3 separate regions of the Mus musculus genome follow, and all the other regions are linked to region 1. The links are chromatin loops, found by intact Hi-C in ENCODE. Cell type or tissue: heart. All regions are shown on one strand.

What was found. Peaks named below come from ENCODE experiments on the same cell type or tissue, not always from the same donor. Only the 100,000 strongest peaks of a DNase experiment are listed, where the experiment ranks them.
Region 2: a loop joins it to region 1, with 17 times the contacts of the local background. A loop is called at or near these places in 11 of 42 quality-filtered maps.
Region 3: a loop joins it to region 1, with 3 times the contacts of the local background. A loop is called at or near these places in 3 of 42 quality-filtered maps.

Annotation. Positions count from the first base shown.
Region 1 is chr12:98,671,403-98,679,402 of GRCm38, reverse strand. It overlaps Ptpn21 (protein tyrosine phosphatase, non-receptor type 21), which reads left to right. Exons shown (of 19, transcript NM_001146199.1): 18 at 1-127; 19 at 725-2,662. The coding sequence ends at 853. Among named protein-coding and RNA genes, the nearest start is that of Spata7, 47 kb to the right of the region's middle. In heart, CTCF peaks have their summits at 4,367 (motif pointing left) and 4,689 (motif pointing left); DNase peaks (open chromatin) are centred at 4,462 and 4,632; H3K4me3 peaks cover 447 bases; H3K27ac peaks cover 406 bases.
Region 2 is chr12:98,879,990-98,887,989 of GRCm38, reverse strand. Eml5 (echinoderm microtubule associated protein like 5) reads left to right here. Exons shown (of 44, transcript NM_001081191.1): 2 at 849-1,008; 3 at 5,916-6,014; 4 at 7,111-7,179. Among named protein-coding and RNA genes, the nearest start is that of Eml5, 17 kb to the left of the region's middle. In heart, a CTCF peak has its summit at 3,281 (motif pointing right); no DNase peak of the experiment used is centred here.
Region 3 is chr12:98,775,409-98,783,408 of GRCm38, reverse strand. Zc3h14 (zinc finger CCCH type containing 14) reads right to left here. Exons shown (of 17, transcript NM_029334.2): 11 at 4,142-4,301; 12 at 3,129-3,361. Among named protein-coding and RNA genes, the nearest start is that of Gm35463, 23 kb to the left of the region's middle. In heart, a CTCF peak has its summit at 4,048 (motif pointing left); no DNase peak of the experiment used is centred here.

The sequences.
Region 1 (8,000 bases):
TACAAACAGTACCAGTGAACCCAAAAGCCACAATCCCCCGCTGCTGGTGCACTGCAGTGCTGGCGTGGGAAGAACTGGGGTCGTCATTCTGTCAGAGATCATGGTTGCCTGTCTGGAACACAATGAGGTGAGTTATGTTCAGCTCATGTTCCTGGTGGGGCAGTGAGCGCTGGGAAGGAGAAGGGCATGGTGGCCCATAGCTTCTGAACACATTCTAGGACTGTGGTGAGCACATGATCAATGCTAAGTGCTGTTAAAGGCTTCGTCTTAGAGGTTCTCAGCTCCAACTGTCAGAACAGACTGAGATGGCCTATGACATAGAAGACCGTTCAGTTGTCTTTTCTAGTGTTTTCCACTGCGAGATGAGGGCTTTGTTTTTCCTGTAACACCCAGCATTCGGGCCAGCTAGCAGTGGGTGTGGGGAATGTGGGATGGATCCTAGTAGCACTTAGCACACTGTTTTTGTTGAATCTTAGAATCTTGTGAGATAAGATTTATATGTAACTGATCTGCAAGTCACTGTGCTGCAGCTAGGAGCTGCTGGAGAAATAACCCACACGCACACTTTATTTGTAGCTAAAACAAATCAGATCTTAGCCCATCACGGAGGACTCTCGGGTAGACAGTCTGTCTCCTCAGCAGATTTCCGTGAGGCGGGGCGGCAGCCTTCATGGTGTTGGTTTCCCTCAGGAGTGCTGTCTTCATCGCTGTGTCTCTCCGCCAGGTGCTGGACATCCCCAGAGTGCTGGACATGCTGAGGCAGCAGAGGATGATGCTGGTGCAGACACTTGGCCAGTACACCTTTGTGTACAGAGTGCTCATTCAGTTCCTGAAAAGCTCCAGGCTCATTTAAGCTCCAACACTGTTTTTATGGGGACCCAATCATGCAAAGTGTTTACAGCTTTAAAAAAAGGAAAGAAGAAAGCGCAGCTCCTACTTTGTTCCCAGTAGTCCCGCGTAGGGATCCTGACCCGGCAGTGTGCTAAGCAAGAGGCCAGGAGGTCTGTGGGACCTGGCCCAGGCTGACGAGGCACTGCTGCCCCGGCCACAGCTGCCCAGTTTGCTGCACTTGCACAAGGTCTGGAGATTGTATTTTCTAGACAGTTCTCTGTCTTACTGAAGCTGCACTGGGCAGTTCTGGCAATCATTTAGGCACAGACTTCTATCTTAAACTATTTTTTGATAATGTAATTTTATGACTAAATAGGGCTTTTTCTTTTTTAGCTAGAAGCTGAGCTTTTATGGTGGGACATCCACAGATTGTGTGGTTCTCGAGTGACTATTTAAAACCATTATAAGCTTTTGTTTAAGTACAAAAAACATGGGGGAACTAAGTGTTTTATTCATGAAGTCCAAAACTAAAGAAATCTAAAAGTGTTATTTTGAAACATAGAAAGCATTTTTATATTCAGAATATTTTTTAAAAGTTATATATTTGTACCTTCTATATTTTCCAAATAAGAGCTCAATTTGTTATGATACTGAGTTAATGTAAAGTTGGGGATAAAGGCACGTTATTTAAAACTCTAAGAATCAGATTCACTATTTTTTCAGTATTAATAAGCATAAATTGAGTTTGATTTTTATTGACTGAAAATGAAGAAAGCAAATGCATAGGATGGGTTTAAGCACTTTTTTTTGTTTGTTTGTTAAAAACGAGTTCGATATATGTGGCTTTATATTTTAAACACCAGTGGACATTTTCCAGGAGAAGGGCTCTGAGTACGTAAGCTGACCGGGGGAAGTGTAAGTGCATGCAGTGCTCACACAAAAGGCGTGGCCGCTACGCAAATGCAGTGTTACGCCCACACCGGGAGCTGAGACGGAGTGGAAGTTAAGGGCTGCTCCGCACAGGGAACTCAAGGCCTGCCACCTTCCGTGACTGATTGTTTATTGGGGTTCTTCCTGTCTTTTCCCCACAAGCAAGCTCACGTTTACATTGCCATCAGAGAACCCCGAAGAGGCTTTGTTTCCTTTAGGTTGAAAGAAGAAAACGGTTAACGTGAGGTTTCTTTTCCTAAACCACAGCCCAAACTGATGGGGCCACCAGAAACTGCTGTGGTGTTCAGGCGGTACTTGAATTTAGCACCGTAATCCTGTCCTCCCCCCCCCCCCCCCCCGGAACAGTTCTAGGTACTCGGCCTCCCTCTTCCATCCTATTTGGTTGGGCACATTCTCTATTGGTCAGAAGTGTGTCAGGTTTGAAGCAGAAAGTGTTCTTGGCCCAGGCTCAGTCTCCTTTGGGAGATGTGGAGGACAAGCTGGCAGGCTTAACTGAGGTGTGTCATGTTCATGTGTGTCCGTGCCCCCGAATCCTAGGCTGCCGCTTCACAGTGTAGACCTTCTAGAATGTCCGATCTAGGACTAGCTCCCAAATGATACTGTCCTGCCATCATTCTGATTTGACTGTTTGTGGTGAGCATCGCCCTCCATGACAACTGTGCTAGCCCAGCTAAGCACAGTGGACTCCAGTGGACAGCACCCCAGGGTGGGGTTGTGTGCTCTAGTTTCCATCTCAAGCCTGTGACGGACAGGACTTTTGTCAAGTTTGCCCCAATGGTACGCTGTTTGAAGAGGCTTTCCTGTCACCTGAGCATTTGGAAATTTCCCACTGACAAGAACATTGTAAAACAAAACTTTAATTAAAGAGTAATATATGGCATGTTCGTGTTCCTGTTGCAATACTTTGATAAGTAAATTCCTACGGGGCAGCATTATACCGTTTCAATCTGTCACCCTTCAAATGTCACATCCTTGACATCACTTCTTCGGAACATTAATTTTGAACTTAATTACAGCTAGCAAATGAGAATTTCTGAGTGAAAATAACTCTACGTTATTGTATTTAGGAACAATATAGTTTTCAAGGGCCAAATCAAAATTAGGGTTTAAAGGTTTACTGTGCCTGAGTTGAGAACGTTACTGGCACACATGTTGCCAAATGTATGCAGTGCTTCATGGCTCACTAAGGATTTTAGTTCCTTGATAGTATTGATGTCAAACCAAAGTTATCAAGATGTACATTTCCACAAAAATAGGTTGTAAACCAATGTTTGTACTAGTTAACTTTGGTATTTCTGGCCTCGGTGTTCCTGATTACTGGGGGCTTTTACTGGCATTGCTGTAGTTTTGAGGCCAAGCACCTTGATTTTAGAGCATGGACTAGAACTGTAACCGGTCATCGTTTTCCTCAGGAGCTCCTACTGCGAAGCGCTTAGAAAGCCATAGACTTCAGTATTTAAAACTTTTTGGCAAGACAGATGTGCTCCCTTAGAAACTTCCAGAAAGAGAGATGCCTACCTAGGAACACAGAGGGGAGGGCAAGGGTGTTGATATAGCACTGTGTTCACATCATGGCGTGGCTGATTCATTTCACAGAGGCAGAGACTCTTCCCTTTTGCTTGCAGTGTAGAGATAGAAGTTGTTTAATATATGTATTATATATGTATATAATATATAAATTATATAAAGTATATCTTATATATGTAATATATATTATATACAATACTTATATAATATATACTATGTTATATATTCATACACTCTTATAAATATTTCTTAATTATATGTTTTGTAAATATATCATTTATATATTATTTAAATAATGTTTATACATAATATATAATATACATATATGTGTACACGCACACACACACACATATAAAATGTTAAGACAGTGTAGTCTGTGATGGACTGGAGCGTACTCTGTAGACCAGGCTGGGCTTGAATTCCTTGAGACCTGCCTGCCTCTGCCTTCTGAGTGCTGGGGTTATAAGTAAGGCTTCCACCACCATGCCCGATTTAAATTATGCCTTTAAAGGAGACTCCTGGGTATAAATTTAGTAAGAAGAGAGCACATGAGACAAGATAAAGTGATCTTTTATTTGAAATTCATTTTTAAAAACTAAACCCCAGGTGGGTCTTTTTGGAGTGACAGCCGAGAGAACTTTCTATATCTCTGCTCTAGTCGTAGTAAGTGAGATTATGTCCAGGAAAGGGGAGGGTAAAGGCCACTCTGCAAGCCTGGGTTGGATAGAGATTGCAGAGAACATTTGATGGATTCTTTGGTTGCATTAGTGGCATCACCTGGGGATTTCTGTCAAATCTCAAACATTCTAAAGGCTCATTGCATGTAAACCACACAGTCACATTTACTTCTGCACACCATGCAGTAAGTCATTGTGTTAATTCCTTTGGTTTGTCCCCCAAAGCCATGGTGAAGGGGTAGGTGGGGAGTGTGAGGCCAGCAGAGAGGGGAGGTGAAAGGTAGGAATTGTAACCACCAAATCTCTGTTGTGTCCTCTGAGATCATAGAGCGAGCGGCTGCTTACTGCTGCACCCTGGTGGTGAGACAGGAGAATAAACTCTCTGCTCTGCCAGGCAACGAGGACTGAGACTCACAGGTCAGGCCAGATCAGTCCGAGGTTCATAGGAAAATTCACAGAAGTGGTTATCTCAGCATTTTCTGCAGGAACCTGAATGGTGCATGGGTGGTAAGGTGCCAGATGTGGGGCTTAGAGACGAAGCAAGCGTGAATACTGCCTGAGAATGTGGCTGTGAGGCGAGGTGAAAGGGTGAGTTAGCAAAGCACTCTACATTTCCCAGCATGCTTATCTACCACCCTCTTCCTGGACTGGTAGCTGGATTGAGATGGGAAGTTTATAGAGCCAGCAGAGGGGCACTGCCAAGTGCAACAGCGCCACCTGGAGGCTGTCTTTAGATCATCGCATGTGTATAGGAATCAGGTTTTAAACCATTAAGATTGGTGATGTGTGCTCACAAAATTAAAGCACCTTGAATAATTTGAAGTTCATGAACAGTTTTCAATATATTGACGATTAAGCTGTGGATAATAATATATCAAGAATGCGTGCATAAACGTGTGTGTTTGTGTGTGTGCCCGCGTGCCCCTGCGTGTGTATTCCTTATTGAAGCAGGACCAGTTTTATTTCTGGACCTTTACCTACTAAGCTATTTTACTACCCTTGGTTTTTAAACTGTACATTATTTTAGTTGTGAGATATGAATAATACCCACTTGAGCATGCACTTGAATTTTAAATTTTCACTTTTTAGTAAGGTACACATATTAGTGCTATGAAAAGGTATCAGATCACGTGGAAGTGATGGACATCGAGTGACTGATCTTTTTACTGCATTAGTTACTTTTCTGTTACCATAACAACACACCACGACTAAGGCAGCTTTTAAGGAAAGCATTTCACTGGGCTTAGAGTTTCAGGAGGTTAGAGTTCATGACTGCCATGCAGGGAACGCAGCAGCAGCAGGCAGGTGGTGCTGCAGCAGTAGCTGAAAGCTCACATCTTGCTCCACACGTAGGAGGCAGGGGGAGCTAACCTCGAAAAGCCTGTCCCCAGTGAGACGCCTCCTCCAGCAAGGCCACACCTCCTCATCCTTCACAAACAGTTGCCTTACTCACAGTATTTTATCATAGTGACAGAAAAGTAACAAAAAGAGTTGATGATGGCAGAGGAAAGGCAGGATGGCAAGAATAGCTGAGAGCTCTTGATGTACGAGTGCGAATGACACTGAGCCTTTTGAAACCTCAAGCTCAACAGACTCCTCCCCGCCTCTGCAAAACAGCATCTCCAATAAGGCCACACCTCTCAATCCTTCCTAAAAAGTTCCGTGAACTGGGGACCAAGTAGTCAACATAAGCCTCTAGGGGCCATTCACATTCTCATTCAAACCACTACATTTACAGTATTTTTCATGTAGAGTTAAAAAATGTAAAAAGAATTTTGGTAAATCTTAGAAATATCTATCTATGCATCACTCAAATTGTATATATTGTATGTAATATAATTTAAATTTTTGTTTATATAAAATATACACATTAATATTATAGTATATATTACATATATACACCTAATTTTAAATAACATCATAAGGGTATTAATGCTAATTACCAGACATGAGAAATACAAAGTTGGTCAGGGACAATTTATGAGATCACCAAACAACATAGGCTATTGTCATTGCCCTTGCTCTTGATTTCCTCCTAGAACTTGAATGTAAGTCCCTATTGTTGATGACACCACACACAATAGATACAGGACTTGGAGGAATCGAGCTGGGTCCAAGCTTCTCTCTGGAGTGGCATGGTACCAGAAGGAGCCATTGAAAGCTGAGAAGGAAGAAGAGTAATCAAGAATCCTATCCAGATGTGATACCTACGAGCCACAGAGAGGACCAGATCTGCAAGGTATTGCCAAAGGTACAACAGTGGCACGTAGACTGTGTGTGTGTGTGCATGGCAGTTTACAACTCCCGTCACTTAGGGAATCAGGGAAGGATCCAGAATTCTATGGTCATGGAGGAGCACTGATTATCAGCTTCTTCTCCATGGCTTGCTCAGCCTTTTTTCTCATACAACTCACCTGCCCAGGGGTGTGGTCCCACCCACATCAATCATTAATCAGGAAAATGTCCTGCAGGCCAACTTTGTGATGGCATTTTCTTAGTTGAGGTTCTCTCTTCCCAAATGACTAGCTTAGGTCAATTTGACATAACAACTAGCCAGAACAATTCAACTAACACACAAACGTATCACTATTTAGCTACAGCCTTTTGTGTTTACCCCCGAGATCTCATGTTAGTACCAATGTCTCAGTGAGTGTGGGATGTTGGTATGGAGTGGGGAGGTGGACGCAGTGCAAAGGGACCCATGGCTGCTGAGGCCATAGAACCTAGACAACCTACTCATGCCACTTTCCTAACCCAGTATAATTTCTAACTGCACCCTACATATTCATTCTTAAATCCACAGGTAAGTGTAGACCTCACCACCCATTAAACTAGCTGCACATTGCAGGAATTTCTACTACAGAAAGACACAATGTCAAATGCAGAGAACCGCTAATGGGCTGCCCAGCCCTAGCTGACATCACAATTCCTTCACCAGATCCCAAAGCTTAGGGAGGGGAAGATACGATCCAGAGGACGGGGATGTCTGCTGTGAGATTATGTTGTCTATATACGATAGGAAAGTTGATATCATAAACTCTCAATAGTATGGCTGCTCAAACAAGATCTGAACAATGAAAACACCAGTTGCCATCCCAAGGTAGAAGGGAGAAATCCTGTGTCTATATGAAGAGCTACAGGCAGTTTATAACTAAGAGGCTAGTTGACCTTCCTCAGGGATAACAGCTCTCTCTCTCTCTCTCTCTCTCTCTCTCTCTCTCTCTCTCTATATATATATATATATATATATATATATATATATATATATATATATAGTGTGTGTGTGTGTAATTTAAATTATAAATTTCAATAATGTTTGAATATCAATGATATACTACAGCAATTTGCCTGAAAAAAGTTAGTCTTAATAACAAGATTAAAAATATAAGAAACCTTAAATCCATATGAATTAATATTTTACTACGTTCTCCTTTTAAAACTGGGAGTTTGTGCCATGAAAATTAGCTGTCCTGCATCCCTGTTTCTTACCATTTTGCCTGTAAATCTTTACCTAGCCTCCTTTGGATAGGAATGAATTAGCGGTTAGCCAGCCAGTGACCAGGGGATCCAAAGACACAGTTACTTCCTCTCAAGGAACTTATCTTCTAGAGTGTGGACATTATTGCAAACAAACAACACAGTACATACTGCAAACGAGTAGAAGGGTACAGCACTGGAGCAATCACTCAAGAGTCACAGGAGGTGACATTTAAGCTGAGCTATAGAGAAAGCTTAGAGCTCCAGGGTGTGCAGAAGGGAAAAATACTTGGAGAGTAAGCACAAAGACACGCAGAGGCAGACCAGGCAACAGGCGGGGCAGCCTATCGCCTCGAATGGGAAGGAGATGAACCAGAAGGAAACAACTTTACATGGTTAGAAGTGGGCACACTTGAGCAGGCTGCGGGTGTTTCACATACTACTAGTTTACTTCTTAAGAATATGGTGCTGGAATTAAACCCATCCAAAGGTTGAGAGTCAGAGGCTCAATACTTCAGGTCACAGATCAGACCTAGG
Region 2 (8,000 bases), 210 kb before region 1:
ACATTGCTGTATTTTAGTGAGTTTTGTAATTAATTACTGTTACAGTATAAGTGCTACCAAATACTACCTTAGACATTAAGATTCAGTTAATTTTTTCATTTTCATCCATGTGCATCTATTGTATATGTGTGTTTGTGTATGCATGTTTGTGGGTACTTGTGTGAGGTATGTGTCTGTGGGTATGAATGCACATGGAAGCCCAAGACTGATATTGGGAATTATCCTTGACCACCCTAGTGCCTTATTCAGTGAAGCAAGGTCTCTTGGTCACATGCAGAACTCTTTGATATGCCTATTCTTGTTAACCAGCTTGCTTTGGGAATCCTCTGCCCTCCAAGGTTTGAATTACAGGTGGTCTGCCATGCCCACATGGTGTATAGTGGGTTCCAGGAGTATGATCTCCAGTCTTCGTGTTCTAATGGAACGTGCTTAACCATAGAGCCATCTTGCTAGCCTTTAGATTTAGTTCAGTATTAGTTAATAAGAGGAATGGAATGATAGAAAAGAAGGCTTGCAACGTAAAAAACAAGTGGAAAAATAGCATGTGATAAGTTGCTAAAAATTTGTTGCTGTAGTTCTGTTGATCTTTTGTGAGATCTCTTTTTCTTGAGAAGTTTATGCACACTATATCACATGGAGTTTATGAAGTCTATAATTAATTTGTCATTAACCTTTTAGTATATTATTATTAATTCTTAGCAATAATTTTATAGAAATTCCTTCTAAATACAAATTATTTAAGATAAGTCTAATGTTGATATTTGTAAGTACAAATATCTATAGCAAATGCTATAAAAGTTTATAATCATTTTTCAAGTCTTACTACTTACTTATTCTTTATTTTTTAGTCTTGCACTGCATCCTGAGCGAGTGTTGGTAGCAACAGGACAAGTTGGGAAAGAGCCTTACATCTGTGTTTGGGATTCTTACACTGTCCAGACCGTGTCGGTTCTGAAGGATGTTCATACACATGGTATAGCTTGTTTGGCATTTGACTTGGATGGACAGGTATTTGATAACTTTCCTCCTTTGTATCAATTTTGATTTTAAAATGCTTGCTATAAGAAATCATTATAAGAGTCTGGAGAGATGACTCTAAAGTTGAGAGCACTGGATCTCTTCTAGAGGACCTGGGTTCAATTCCCAGTACCCAGATTGCAGCTCACTACTTTCTTTAACTCCAGTTCCAGGGGATCTGACACCCTCACACAAATATACATGTCAATTCACATGTAATAAAAAATTTAAAAAATAATTTAAAATGAAATCATTATAAATTTATAATATAAAATTGAAAAACAACTGATAAAAAGTACTTGTTTATTCAGATATGTTGAAGTATAAGTGAGATGGGAGGATAACATAGCTAACAAAAATAAAACTACAAAAAAGTTGTTGATTTCATTGTTACCCAGAACTTTCTCAGTCAAATTATTCCAAAAGCCAAAGAAATTCTCATTCACTGACTATTACCTGATTGTTACAGAAAGTTTTGTCTGTAACTACTTTTCCAGGTAAGTTATTTAGGTAGGGAAAAATTGAGTTTTCACCTTGAAAAATTGAGTTTCTCTAAGGAGAACTGTATATATTTTAACTTTCAGTTACTTTAAAGTTTTTCTTTTATAATTATATTTTTATTGAAAATGAGACAAATCAATTCAAAATCGAAGATCAAAACAGTGATCTTTGTTATACTACTGGCTAATCACTTTCCACATTATTCTCTAACAAGACAAGACTTTTTTTTATAGTTCTATATATTTTAAACATATTTTAAAAGTGGTGTGGTTAATTTGTAATTGTTAAATATTTTGTGTTTACGTTAGATTTTAAAATCATTTTAACTTTCAGAAGAATTTATTTACCTGCTTTTTATAATTGTAAATGTAGATTCTATCAAAATAGACTGTAGCCTGGGTTGTATCATAAAGAAAATGGTACTCAGTAGGTGCCTTACATTATTCAGAGGTTTGGGTAGCAGAGATTCCTGTGACTCTTTGGTAAGGGATCTATGGAGACTTCACTGGGGCCTCTCTAAAAATTGTGCTTTTAGATTGAATGGCGATTAGCAAGTGTGAAAACTGAACTTATATCCCATGTTTGCTATTATCTTTCAAGTGCTTTATGTCCTATTAGAATTTCATTTACTTTCTTAAAAGAAAGAATAATCTTTTCAACATCAGGAGAACATAAAACATGATGAAGTAAATCTACACAATTAGCTTAAGATTTCTTTACACATAAGGTTTTGTGAAATTTAAGATTTTTATACTATAATAATAAGTATCCTTTAGATATAGATAATTTCTTCTTAATTTTTAGTTTCCCCCTTTACATATAATGTATTGGATTGCTGAGATGTCTCTTCTGAGGAGAAACCACTTCCATAGCTTTTACTGTTTGAAAGCACTCAGTCTTGCTTACTTTGAGCAATTTCCATGAGAAATCATTATTTTGTCATCATGGCTTCATGAGGACATATTATTAAACAGTTAAACTTAGAAATCCATAGAGATACAGGGCTCACACTATGTACTAGGTATGCATTTCCCTAAGTCTGCATTTTCTCATTCAATCCTTGTGACAACCCTGTGAAATAGATTCTATTATTATCTCTATTTTGCAGAAAAACGGAGCCTGAGAAAGGTCGAATAACTTGTCTCAGGTTAACAGCTAGTGAGGGGAACCAGAGTAGGAACCAGGTCTCATACTGTAAAGCTCGTGTTTTGAACAGCGATGCTTTACTGCCTCCCAAACATGTAATCTAGGAGGTAACTGTTTATTTAGCAAAAGAAATTCGTCCTTTAACAAGTGCAGTTAATGTGAAGAACTCCTGGTAATTTAAGATAAGGAAAGTATTTTAATGTTATAATTTGAAAAATATATTTGAACTAACATACCTGTTTGTAAACTCCTTATAAGATATTGAATAGGAAATGTTTAAAGTTTTCATTTTCAGACAGATTTGAAAGCATATGTAAACATTTAGGATTTATCCAATTGGTGAGCTTCCTTCAAGGTAGCAAGGCTAAATGATCTTTTTCTAAAGGCTTTCTCAGAATTGAGATGAATATGCATATTAATACTAGTGGCCTGACTTCTTGAAGATAATTAAGGCCTGAAAAGTCTATTTATAGAAATCCATAGCAAACAGGAACTGAAGATTCCACAGCAATGCAAGGAGGAAGGCATAAACTTGAATTTTCAACTATTCTGACTGGCTAGGAAAAACCCCATTTGATTTAAATCTTAATTATATCCAGTCAAAGCTTTTCTAACTGGACACTAGGTGGCGTTTTTCATTTGAACAGAGTATATGGATTTGTAAAGCTAATTATGGCTTATGGTAAAGTAAGAATGTGATGAAGATATCAAGCATTTGTGCAACATTAACCATATACAGATACTCTTCTGATTCCTTTGTATGTAATATGTTAGTGTTCATATTATCCTCATGAAGTACTTTAATTATCCCCTTTTAATGGGTAGCAAAATATGGTAAGAAGAGAGGTTTTACATAAGGGCCCCAAGTCTCTTATGTAGTAAAGCATGCGGTTCAACCTGATGTCAATTCATGTGCCAAGTCAAGCACTGGTGACATTTGTATAACTTCAGAAGGTAATATTGTAAGCTTTGATGCCTGTGTAGTTTTTGTTGTAGCTACTGATTATCTTAGTTTTTGAAACAAGGTCTGTCATTGAACCTGAAGCTCACTGATGCGGCTAGACTAGTTGGCCAGGGATTCCTGTCTCTGTCTCCTTGGCACTGGGGTAGCATGTGTATGCTACCATATACTGTTTGTGTGTTTGTTTTCTCTGTGCTGGGGAACCAAATTCAGAACTTTATGCTTCTGTAACAGCCTAGCACTTTCTCTTCTGAGACCTAGCCCGTCACTTTCATTTCCACAGATTGCTTCTCATTTTAACATCTTCATAATTTCTGGATCTATTTCTGTTGACTGACACCCTCTCACATGAAAATGGTTGGCCACATTTTCATGTTCCTTCATCTGCTAATAATTTCCATTAGATGCTGGACATTGTATGTGTTATGCAGTACTTAAAATGATTTATTATAGAAGCCCCTTTAATGCATTTGAACTTTTTTTCACGAGTCATTGAATTCCTCAGTCTTTGTGAAAATCTAATGTTTAAACATTTACAGTGGGAAGTTGTGGAGACTTACATAGGTCTTCTGGGGTAACTGTTTTCAATTCTCTGCTTAGGTATTACCAACCAGGGGCCTTTAATACCGTGAGCTTCACAGACATACCTAAAGTATAGCTACTGGGAATTTGAGATAATACTGATCACTTGTTTGCCTTTATTTTCCCATTATTTGTTCTTTTTCTGGAATTTCTTCTTTTCATGGTCTTAAGTTTATTGCCCTATACACAGGAAGGATGGCGTTCAAAAATCTCACCTGTTGACAGATTTTTTTTCAGCTTTATCTGTGTCCTACATATTAGCCATCCTAGCTTCTAAACTTCAGGATCTTGCCAGTTAAACAAAAACACAAATCTTTATGTACCCCCATGAAGAAATTGTCTCCTAAGTGAAATTTAGTCAGCTGTAGATTTCATCTCTCCCCTCTTTCATAATTCATATTCTTGTGAATGTGAATTCACATCCTTGTAAATGGTAAGTGCTTTGGTTACCATTAAAATGCTTGCTTCATATCTTTTTGTAAAGTTTTCTGTATGTCACAGCAGTGGTCAAATTCAGACTGTGATGTTTCTTCTTGACTAGAATTCCATCTTCCATGTTAACTCATCATGTCAACTGCGTCTTCTTATCTCTTTCTAATTTATTCAACTCTTCAATGGAGTTTTTAGCTTCATCTCATCTACTTTTCATTGGAAGAAGTCCTGTGTTTCTCTGTGCATCTTTAAGTACTTTTTATACTTTGCTACTCTTTGTTCTTCTGTGGATATTCTGAAACTTTAGTTATATATTTTTTGTGTATGTTAAGCTTGTTTTATATTGTTTATCTAATTCCAGGCTTGTGTGTTTTGTTCATTGTCGAGACCTGCTTATCTTCCTTCTGGTCTCAGCTCCCTGGGTTGTGCTGGAAGGTCTGGTTTGTTTTCAGGCTGTAGCTTATTCTTACTGAATTTCTATCTGTAGGAGTTCATTAAAGGATGGAGTAAAAGTCGCGTTACCCCACATTTGATTTGTATTGCCTGTACTGTGCTACTGAAATTTCTCAAAAAACATGCCAGATCCTTGGAAGCCCTCTAAAAGGGATTCCCCACTTGAGGGTTCATGACCAGGGTAAACTCAGGTCACTACAGTGTGAGGGCTGCTTGAGCTTTTAGATGTTCATGAAGAGTTTTCTTCTTCTTCCACAATTACCCATTTTTTTGAGAAGGAATTACTTCTCATGGTTCCTCTTCTGAGAAGCCTATTCCTTTAGTCAGACTCCAGTCCAATCCCTCTCTTGGGCAGATTCCCTGGACTTTCTCCCATATTCCTCTCCAGCTTTCAATAAAACAACAAATCAACAAACAAATGAACCCAAAGAACCTGGTAACCAAGCTCTCTCTACCTGCTTTATTTCATAGTAAATGTTCCCTCCCTCCAGGATTCTCACCAAGGGTCCTTTGTTTTGTTCTCAATTGTTTTTTCCATTCCCACCACCATAATGTATCTAGAAGCTTTAGCTTCTGGCTGGAGTTTGACTAGGATACTTTCTGGATATTCATAAAACTGATAGTTTTTCTTTTTACTTAGCATGAAAAACTAAATGCATGTACAAATATTAATGCAATGAATACATCTGTCTGCCTTAAAGGCCATCTGAAATATGAATGCATATATTTTGATGTTACAAGTAGAACATATTTGCTATTTATAATTTGGTAGTTATTTGAGTTGTCTTTTTATTCCCGCCTAAATTTCTTGGACAAAATCCAGCGCTTGGTTTCAGTTGGACTCGATTCAAAGAATGCAGTTTGTGTTTGGGACTGGAAAAGGGGGAGAATGCTGTCTATGGCTCCAGGTCACACCGACAGAGTGAGTATTCTCCTTTTGGCTTTCTAATGAATACTTGGCAGGAAAAGACTGGCTGAGAGTTCACAGGGTCTTCTGTGTCGTGTCATTGTCATGTAACCACAGGTAATAAAAGTTACACAATTTGTAAAAATTCACATAATTATAGGGGAGAGGGAAGGGAGGGAAGGGAAGTGTAGAATAAATTTCTTAGCTGATAACAATTTTCTAAAACCAAATATAGTTACAGTTGAACATTTCTGTGAACATACTTAGAACCATTGGTTTGTAAACTTTAGACGGGAGAACTTTAAATGTGAAATATTAATGAAACTTTTAAAGTACAGTTTAAATTACATGATTATAAATATCCATAAAATCTTAGATTGTGGCCTGGTGAGATGGCTCAGCAGGTAAAGGTGCCTACATATACATGCATATAAATAAAAATCAAGTAAAAATGTGAGATTATGTATCTATCATAGGACTAAGACCCATGATCCACTGTGTACAGCATTAGTTTGGAATTTATCTCTGTTTGCTTCAGTAAAAAATATACTTTTTTCTTTTTTGAACAGATTTTTTAAAATATAAATACTACAGATCCTTAATTTGTACTATTTAAAGAATTGTACATATGAAAATATAAATTATTCAGATATCAACTTTAAAACTATATAGTCTGTTTAGTTTGATTTAACAGTGTGTTGCATATATATTATAGTTAAGGGAAAAATGATGTTGTTCATGTACATTTAAAATTATACTTTGCTGCACCATTTGGAATTTTGCCTCTGTAAAAATTCTCAGGCATCAACCTTATATTCAATTTCTGTTGATCCATTCATGTTATTTTCTTAGGTCAAAGTATTCTTTAAAAATTAAAAAGAAATACATGTTGAATTTTACTTTACTAGTTCTCTGTAAAGTTAGCCAAAATATAAATTCCTTATTACCATTCTTACTTTTTTTCCTCATAAGATTTTTAAAATGTAGGATTTTGATTGTTATTGAGAGCTCATATGTACTTTCTGGTAGATGAAGGCTTAGCCCACTTAATTGGGCAAAGTTCTTAAGTGATACTGAAAGTATTTTAACCATTGATCTGATTTGTTTTCAGATATTTGATATTTCTTGGGATTTGTACCAGCCAAATAAACTCGTCAGCTGTGGTGTAAAACACATCAAGGTACATGAAGGTTCCTCTTTTATAGCAGTCATTTTTGGTTGCCTGGTGAATATGTATATTCACTATCCCATTAGCCACTTAAGATAGTTACGGAATTCGAACAGGACTTGTTTTAATATGTCAACTTTTTATTACTCATGTCTTGTCTAGTAAGGGCTTGTTGTATTTGAGACATTATAAGGATATAAGTTTTTTAAGGGAAGTTATGAATAATGTCCATAAGGAAATAGTCTAATGAGGAAAAATCTATTGTGAATAGGAACCAAACATCTAAGAGTTTTTCATCTGCAGAGATAGTATCGTTTCATAGAAGTAACATAGATAGTTAGTTATTACCACTACTTACTGGACACTTAACCTGTGGGAGTCATTTCACCCCTTTGAGGTTTGTTTTGTCTTTTTCACATTTTGAAGCTATGACAGTGCTTACCATCCTCCTAGCAGCATTTGTTCAAATGCTTTTCATGCTGGGTGTGGAGGTGCATGCCTTTAATCCCAGCACTCAGGAGGCAGAGGCAGGCAGATTTCTGAGTTCGAGGCCAGCCTGGTCTACAAAGTAAATTCCAGGACAGTCAGGGCTACACAGAGAAACCCTGCCTCGAAAAACCAAAACCAAACCAAACCAAACCAAAAAAACCAAATGCTTTTCATGCACAAGGAACTTTTACCTTGATAATTACTGTGTATTTGCTTATGCAAGCTATAGGGTTTTTCACTATATAGTCAGGTCTTGAAGTCACTGGTGATATTCATTCTTTTTACATTTTTTTCTTTTATTGAAAATAAATTCTTTCCTCTTGTAGTATATCCTGATTATAAAC
Region 3 (8,000 bases), 100 kb before region 1:
GCAGAAAGAAGACCAGAGTTGTCATAAAGTCCTAAGTAAGTTTCAGTCTCACTTCAGAACTGAAATACAGAAGTAAAAGATACCAAAGTTAAAAATGAAGCTAAAAACAAGCTGATAAGGAATGAGAATAATTTTCATATTCTAGCAAATGACAAGTGTCCAAATAAGAAATTATTCCAAATCACTGAAGTATATATAGTCAGTAAAGGTCTGGGCACTAAAATCACCCTGATATCGAAGGGGAAAACAGCTTTACAGAAGATGAGCCAACAAATGACACTGCCTATGGGCTTGGGGATGGGGGTAGAATAGAGAAGGTCTTCTTTTTTTTTTCTTTTAAGATTTATTGATTTATTGTAAGTACACTGTAGCTGTCTTCAGACACTCCAGAAGAGGGTGCCAGATCTCATTACGGATGGTTCTAAGCCACCATGTGGTTGCAGGGATTTGAACTCAGGACCTTCGGAAGAGCAGTCAGTACTCTTAACCGTTGAGCCATCTCTCCAGCCCTAGAGAAGGTCTTCTAACAGCTAGTCTGAAGTCTGGCTGAGTGAAAGATGCTATGTGGCAGAAGTAGACAGACTAGGACTATGGCCTGGAAATAAGCCTTACCCATGGAGTTCACTGTCTGCATTAAGTCATGCCCAAATACTGTGGCAGGAGAATGGGACTTTTCCTATGACGTGTATACGAAACTAATTTAGGATGCAGATAACTTTATACATGAAGACCATAATCCACTACCTTCTGATCTGAGATATCATTGTTAGGTTTTACTGTTTATGAAGCCAACTCTCACTTGGCTAGACAGCAGCAGGGTGTCCAAGCTCTAGTAGGTCAGATTGGCTTTGCATATTAGTAGTTCATCTAGACAGCTTGGGCAAAAATCTTCTATCTGTGAAACTCACCTTATTCAGAATCAGATTATGTGAAAAGGCGATATTTCTGCTCTAGTGACCCAATGTCTGCCCTCCCGACAGAAGAACTTGGCACAAAAAGCATCATGTGGTGACCACGTTACTGAGACAGGAGCTTCAGTAATGACCACAATACGCCTGATACAAATTTCTATACTACTTTAAAAAGAGCAGGACTGGGAGTCAGTCCAGCAGTGAATGCTTAAGGCCCTGGGCACCCATAAGGCCCTGGGCTTCTTCTCCTAGGCAACAAAATAAGAAAAACAGAAAGTAACTTATTTTCAACATAGGATATAAAAGAATTTCTAAAGAAACCCCAACAGCATTGGGAAGGGAACCTCACTCACTTGTAGATGATCTTTGTCCCACCACTACAAAGAAAACTGCCCCACACTGCTACATATACAAGACATGATGACCTAGAACAAAGGAAGACTAGATCCAAAGAGCAATGCAGCCAGAAAAATGAAGTAGCTACTCAAAATAATAATAATGATAATAATAATAATAATGATTATAATAGTACTAGTAGTAGTAGTAGTAGTAAAGTATGTTACAAGGCGATTTTCTCTTAGTAAAAAAAAAAAAGGAACAATATATATAAGTCATGGCTCTTATTTTCCTATGCTGATATTTTACTTTATATATGATAAAACTTCAAATTTAAATTTCCAGAGGCAAATTCACTGTGTATTGAAAGCTGTAATGTGATGCCATATGATGTTCAGTGGGGGTGTATTAACATAGATGGTGCGGTTGGTTAGCACTCTCAAACACCTCCACCAAAATAAGCAACCCGAAGAGAGGCTTCAACTCCCCGCTTGCGCTAGGTGAAGACACACCTTCCAGGGTGTAGAGCTTCATCCCCACACTTAACTGAAGAGTTCACAGTGGCAAAGGAAGCACTCTACTCATCCACAGTGGCCACATCCCTCACACAAAATAGGCAGACCCATGACTGGCATGGTACCCAGTCACTGCTTCTTCCCATATACCAACAAGCCCAAGCATGGAAACTCACCTTTAAATGGAAATGGGTCTTAATAGAGCTAAGTGTTAAGCTATCAAATCGACAACTGAGAGCAGTGACACCAAGCCTTCCTAATGTTAGACAAAGCATGCAGAGTCAAGAAATGTGTACTGCCTATTGCAGTTTTTACCTTTCAAATTTTGTTTTGCCTGAGGTCACAACTACAGCTCACTCCACAACCAAGACTATACCCCCATGATAGACTTAAAGCAGGAATAGCCTCTTACAAGTGTTTCTTGCTCACAGACTCATCTGTTCTAGTTTACCATATTTTTTGGTGGATGAAGAAACGTTATCAATGTATCTTTTATGTCTCTGCAAAGAAAAGGATTACTTAGGAAACACTTGTAAATTTACTGGTTTTTCCTTGAATTTGTTCGTTTTTAGGAGTTAGTAATTAACTCTCCTGCTTAAGATGTGGTGTATCTAAATCAGGAGTGAAAAGTATGGGTGGGGGCTGGAGATCGCTCAGTGGCTAAGAGCACTGGCTACTCTTGCAGAGGACCCAGGTTCAGTTCCCAGCACCCCTGTGGAAGCTCACAGCTGCATGTAACTATTTCCAGGGGATCTGACACAGCAGCAGGCATGCATGTACTGCTACACATTCATACATGCAGGCAAAATGCTCACATAAATATAAATCCAAACGAAAAATGACAAAATGAAGGTAAAGGACTGGTGTGTGCGAGGTGAGGAGCGGTGGAAACACAATAGGCTCCTAAGGTAGGCACTGTCTGAACTGAGTTCCTCTGAGTACTATCCAGGATCAATTGCCACATGAGGTCTTTCAATACTTCAAAAGTGTCCTGCCAAATTAGGTAAGAAATCCCTTCCAAGGAAACACCAAAATCAAAATCCATCTTTCTCTCAAGTTAACTATGAGAGATTGTTGCTGGTCAATGCATCAAGAATGATAGTTCATCCTTCAGCAATCATAATAAAAGGTGTTTTAGATGACACTGACTGAGCTTCATCGTATCACCAGCATCACAGAACCCCGTGAAACAAGCACAGAGGGAGTATGAAATTCAACTGGTGGCTTTGTATGACAGAAGAAAACAGGCTACTGAACAGAAATATAAGCGAGGCCTCAAACCAATATTCACTCAAGATATCACAGGCCAAGACTCCGTTCTCAATGACAGTGGGCTGAGAAGGCAAAGTCTGAGCTCTCAACACACCGTTGGAAAAGCTACCATCTGGGTCCTCAAGCTGCCTGCTCAGCAAATGCAACTGCTGTGGGTGGAGGAGACCTCTGAGTCCCTTGTTTGAGGCTGAAGTTTGGTTTACGGGTTTCATTCCTTCAAAGCACATCTCCTCCTCTTGATCTGACATGTATCCTGGGGGGCTGGGGACACCATCCAGCGTCACTATAAACTTGGGACTTGCAGGTTTATCTGGTTGTACAAGATCTCTGCCAGACAGATAAAAAATACCATAGAATTAGGGAAACGAACACAAAATGCTGAGCCTCCTAAAGTCCTCTTCCGCAGAACTGTAGTAACAAAGGAGTACCTTTGCTTTGCGCTTGCTTCACTACGATAGGCTTAGAATGACTTCCTGATACAGCCTAAGTGGAATCCTAATACACAACGGCCATGGACAGCACTTGCAGCAGCATCACAGTGACCTTCTAGCCTGGACTTACTAATAGTGACAATATCCTCTCAACTGTGACTCTCCATTGTCCATGGGATCCTTATAGGATCAACATGGAAATAAACCAAAACCAAACCAAACCAAACACCTTAGAATGGATGCTCAGAGCATCTGGCAGCGGCTTTATTTTTATGTGATTTTTATCATCTGTACATTTCTTTGCTGAACACTCTGTCTGCTTTCTTAGGAAGGAACCACGCAAGCCTTAGTCCTTAACACCTTGCAGAAGGATTTCCTGATTTGGGTTACCCAGCTTTTAAAGTCCAATTCCTTGGGTATACATTTAAAACAAAATACTACACCCCTTATCAACAGAGTTCAATTATACTCAGCTTTTATTTCTATTTAATGGATTTCTGAACAAGAAAGATGAACTCGAATTTTTGAGAGCTGAATTTGGCTACTGTTGGCCTAGCCAGTGAGTCACTGAGAGCACCATCTAGTGGGAGCTACAGGAACAGGGAAGCTGGGAACTAACAGCTGACCTGCACTACAGTCACACACAGTAGCTACACAAGAAAAAGAAACCATCTACCGTGTCTGCATAAGGTGTCCTGAAAGGACCCGAAGGGCATCTGCAGTCTTCATCCCCGAATCCTGGTTGGGTGTCACTACTATTTCCTCAGACAGCTTTGGCTTCTTCAGAATAAATGATCTTGTGTCTGCATGGACCATGGATTCCATGTCATAGTAATCTGAGCCAAAAAAATTGGCCATAAATGTTTACTTCTGAATATACCTTTTATTCTCAAAATCATACAAGTGAGAAGAATGTCAAATCTTTTATATAATTATAATTACTTTTAAGGAAAATCATAACTAATTCTACTAAGGGATAGGATTGTAATTCTATTCCAAACATCTCTTCAGAGAATTCAAATAGTCCTTTCCTCACATGATACATTACAAATGCCTTTCTTTGCCTAAGGCAGAGAAGGGTTTTCCTATATCACATCTGTTGGGATATTAAAAGCACAGTAAAAGGACAACAGTTACTTTTTATTCCAAAATCAGAAAGAATTTAAGAAATCTTAATGTTTCCTAAAATTATGTTTCAAAACTGTTCAACTACTTTCCCCAAACGAGTTCTATTCATTTTTCACAGTAATATTTAAAGGAAATACTGCCTATTAAGAATTCACTTGGAATAATTTCTAACCAGGTAAACATAGAAAACTATTTTGAAAGGAAACTTTAAGATGAATGTATCACACTAATCTTCAATGCAAGTCACCACAAGCTCAAATCATCTACTGGCTGTCTACTTCACAAAATGTAGCAAGAACTGAGTTCAGAGTGGGTATGATAACCTATCAGTATACAATCAAGACCAAATTCAGGCTATTAATTCACTGAATATTTATTTACTGTACAACTAAATACTGTGCTAGGAACGCAGATAAAGGAAAAGAAAATCAGAAACATACAATTCTAAAACAACAAAGCCCAGAAAGGGAATGAAGAGGTGTTGGTAGAACACAAGGTACTTCCTCCAGCTGATAGGTCAAAGAAGTGTTGGCTGAAGTCGAATATGTAAAATGAGTATTAAAGGAATGTGTAAGAGGAGAGCAGAGAGTGAGAGAGCCAATGCAGGCAGAGGAAACACATGGAGCAAGGAAGGGGACTTCACAGAACATTAAGAAAAGGTGAGAAATGTGAAATGGCTAAAAAGATGCATGTGATGGTGTGACGGGGTAAGAAAGACTGAAGAAATGCAATGATGGATCATGTGCCTAAGTATTTTGAATTCTGGTCTAGAAATATTAAGAGATTCCTAAGTAGGGAAGAAACACAATCAACAGGTTTCTAGGAAACAAAGTTAACATATCTTCTTCTCATGGTGGGTATGGTTATACACACCTTCAGTCCCAGCACTCAGGAGGCAGAGGCAGGGAATGCTTGACTCCAAGGGTATCCTGATCTACAGAGTGAGTCCAAGGTCAGCCAGGCCACAAAGTAAGACCTAGCCTCAAATGGGTTAATAAAAATAAAATTTCTGTCCTTCATCCCTTCAACACACGAGGAAGAACAACATGCCCTACACTCCCATCAACCACCAGGGCTCTACAGGGGGTGGGGGTGGGCAAGGAGGCTACAACCACAGGCAGGGAAGGCAAAATGGGGAAGAAAGAGATGAGGCGAAAGTAGAAAGTCCAGGGAGGAGGAACAGTAGGAAATTTTCAGTTTTAGATTTCTTTAGTTTGAAATACTTTAGAAGGAAGGTAAAAATGTGCAGTCTGACAGCTGGTGAGAAGAGAGCTAAGAGCACAAGTATTAGGAACGCTCAGGAGCTCACCTCCCTTCCTGTTTAGTTTGAAGTCATCGAATCTAATTTACACTTTGCACTGGAACTCACACATACGCACTTTAACTGTGATCTACTGCTGCTGGACGGCCATGGCCCCCACCCCCAAACCCCACCCTAGAGAAAAAGCTGACTCATTAGTTTTCTTCCCACGTCCCACAAGCCCTTCAATGAGTACCTAGCTAACTAGAGCAGAGCCCAGAAGCTGGTCTAAGGAATGCTGCACTCCCTTCCTGGCACTCTAAACTTTCTGTTGTATAGCTGTTCTCCCTAGTTCATACCTCAGCAGAACAGACAAAAATAATGCTGACAGGAAAACGCAGGTAAAGTTAGCCATTTAGGGAGCAGCCAGAGAGAAGGGCTGGAAAAGGAGAATGAAAGGCAGTGAGAACAAAAGGATAAAAAGCTGAGAAAATCACGGGATGCAAGCGTCACAAGCTCGTAGGGAAAGGTGCAGCCTGAGTCCAGGTCTCAGGCCAGGGAGACTGATCAGTGCTGAAGTGCTTGCCAGCTTGGCTATCCAGAACCCTAGTAATCATCAGGTGGGAGTGGTGAGCCACAGGAACTTCAGCTTCAGAATGCAAAGGTGGGAGTCCCAGAGGAAAACTAGTCAGACCGGCAAGTCCTGGGTCTGACTGAAACCCTGCCTCAATGAGGAAAGTGGAAGAGCAAGGGAAGAGGATTCCTAACATCAACTTTAAGCCTTCACACGTGTGTGTACACACTCACAGGTAACATATACATGCTACATATACACAGATGACAAAAAGAAAATAGATATCTGTACTCTATATACCCAGCACGGCCTGCCTCAGCTTAGTAAAGGTGCTGGGTCACAGGCAGTCCCGGATAGGGGGGAATAGTTTGTCTGGGTAGAGACCTGGGCTCAGCTCAAACATTTACTTCTGAACCTTTCTGAAAGCAGTTAAAAAAAAAAAAAAAAGCAATAAAGAGTTTTGTTTTTTAGAGAAAAAGCTGTATGCCCATAAGGAAAACAACTGCAAAGGAACAACCATGTTTTCAAAGAAAAAACAGATACAGAAACTGATTCTAAGACAATAATAAAGCAACCTAATTTAGACTACAAGATTCTCCAAGATTGAAAACAAGCAGCAGAGGGGACTGAGGGAAGAGTATAAAGAACAAGCCATGCTAGAGGGCTGACTTCGGAAGTAATGAGCCTTTCCTACAGCCTAAGTCCCTGCACCCAGTTTCTCTGTTTGGAGCCTCAGCACACCCACCCCCTCACTACAGTGAAGACTTGCGAATGACCAGGTATGTACCCTCTTGTCCATCACTACTGGAGACTCAGAGATAAGCCAGCCAGTTCTAAACAGAAAGGTACCACAACAAAATAACATCAACGGTGAGAAAACTGTTTAAAAGGCAGTGCTCTGAAAACCTTTACCATTTTATAGATCCTCTCCCTTGGAAAGTGAGACTTTAGACTCTCAATAAGTCCAAGAAATGCCAGCAATGCTCAAATAACTCTACAGTGAAACATTGCATAGTAATTAATGGTAATTAATTCCTTCATAGTTCTGCTCTACTGAGCTATCTGAACTCTGACAATCAAGACTATTTTAGAAGACCTTTATTGGCACACTGACCAGACTAAGAACACCTAACTGGTATTAATACTCAGGCTGCCCCCAAACTAGACTAACAGATCATCCTCCACACAGGACCCACAATAAAAGCCAAGTCCAAACACTCACGCCCCAACTCGAGTCTAGAATGTCAGTCAGCATTTTACTGATCCTCCTTTAAAACAGATAATCAAGGAATGGAGAACCTCTATCATAAAAGTCAGAACCAACAACTCAGAGAAAACAAGACCAAGGAGGGAAAAGGGAAATGTTAAAATCATTTTTTGACATCCTCAAAATAAAAAATTATTACATACATGAGACAAAATCAGTATGTTAAAAAAAAAAAAAATCAAAGGAACGTAAAGATTGTTCTCAGAAATAAAACAATCTGACAGAATAAAGACTGTGCTCACTCACGCATAAGCCTCAAAAGAACTACTTAATGCTTCAAATGAGCTGGGAATGAAGGTAAAAAACAAACCAAGAAAGAATGCACC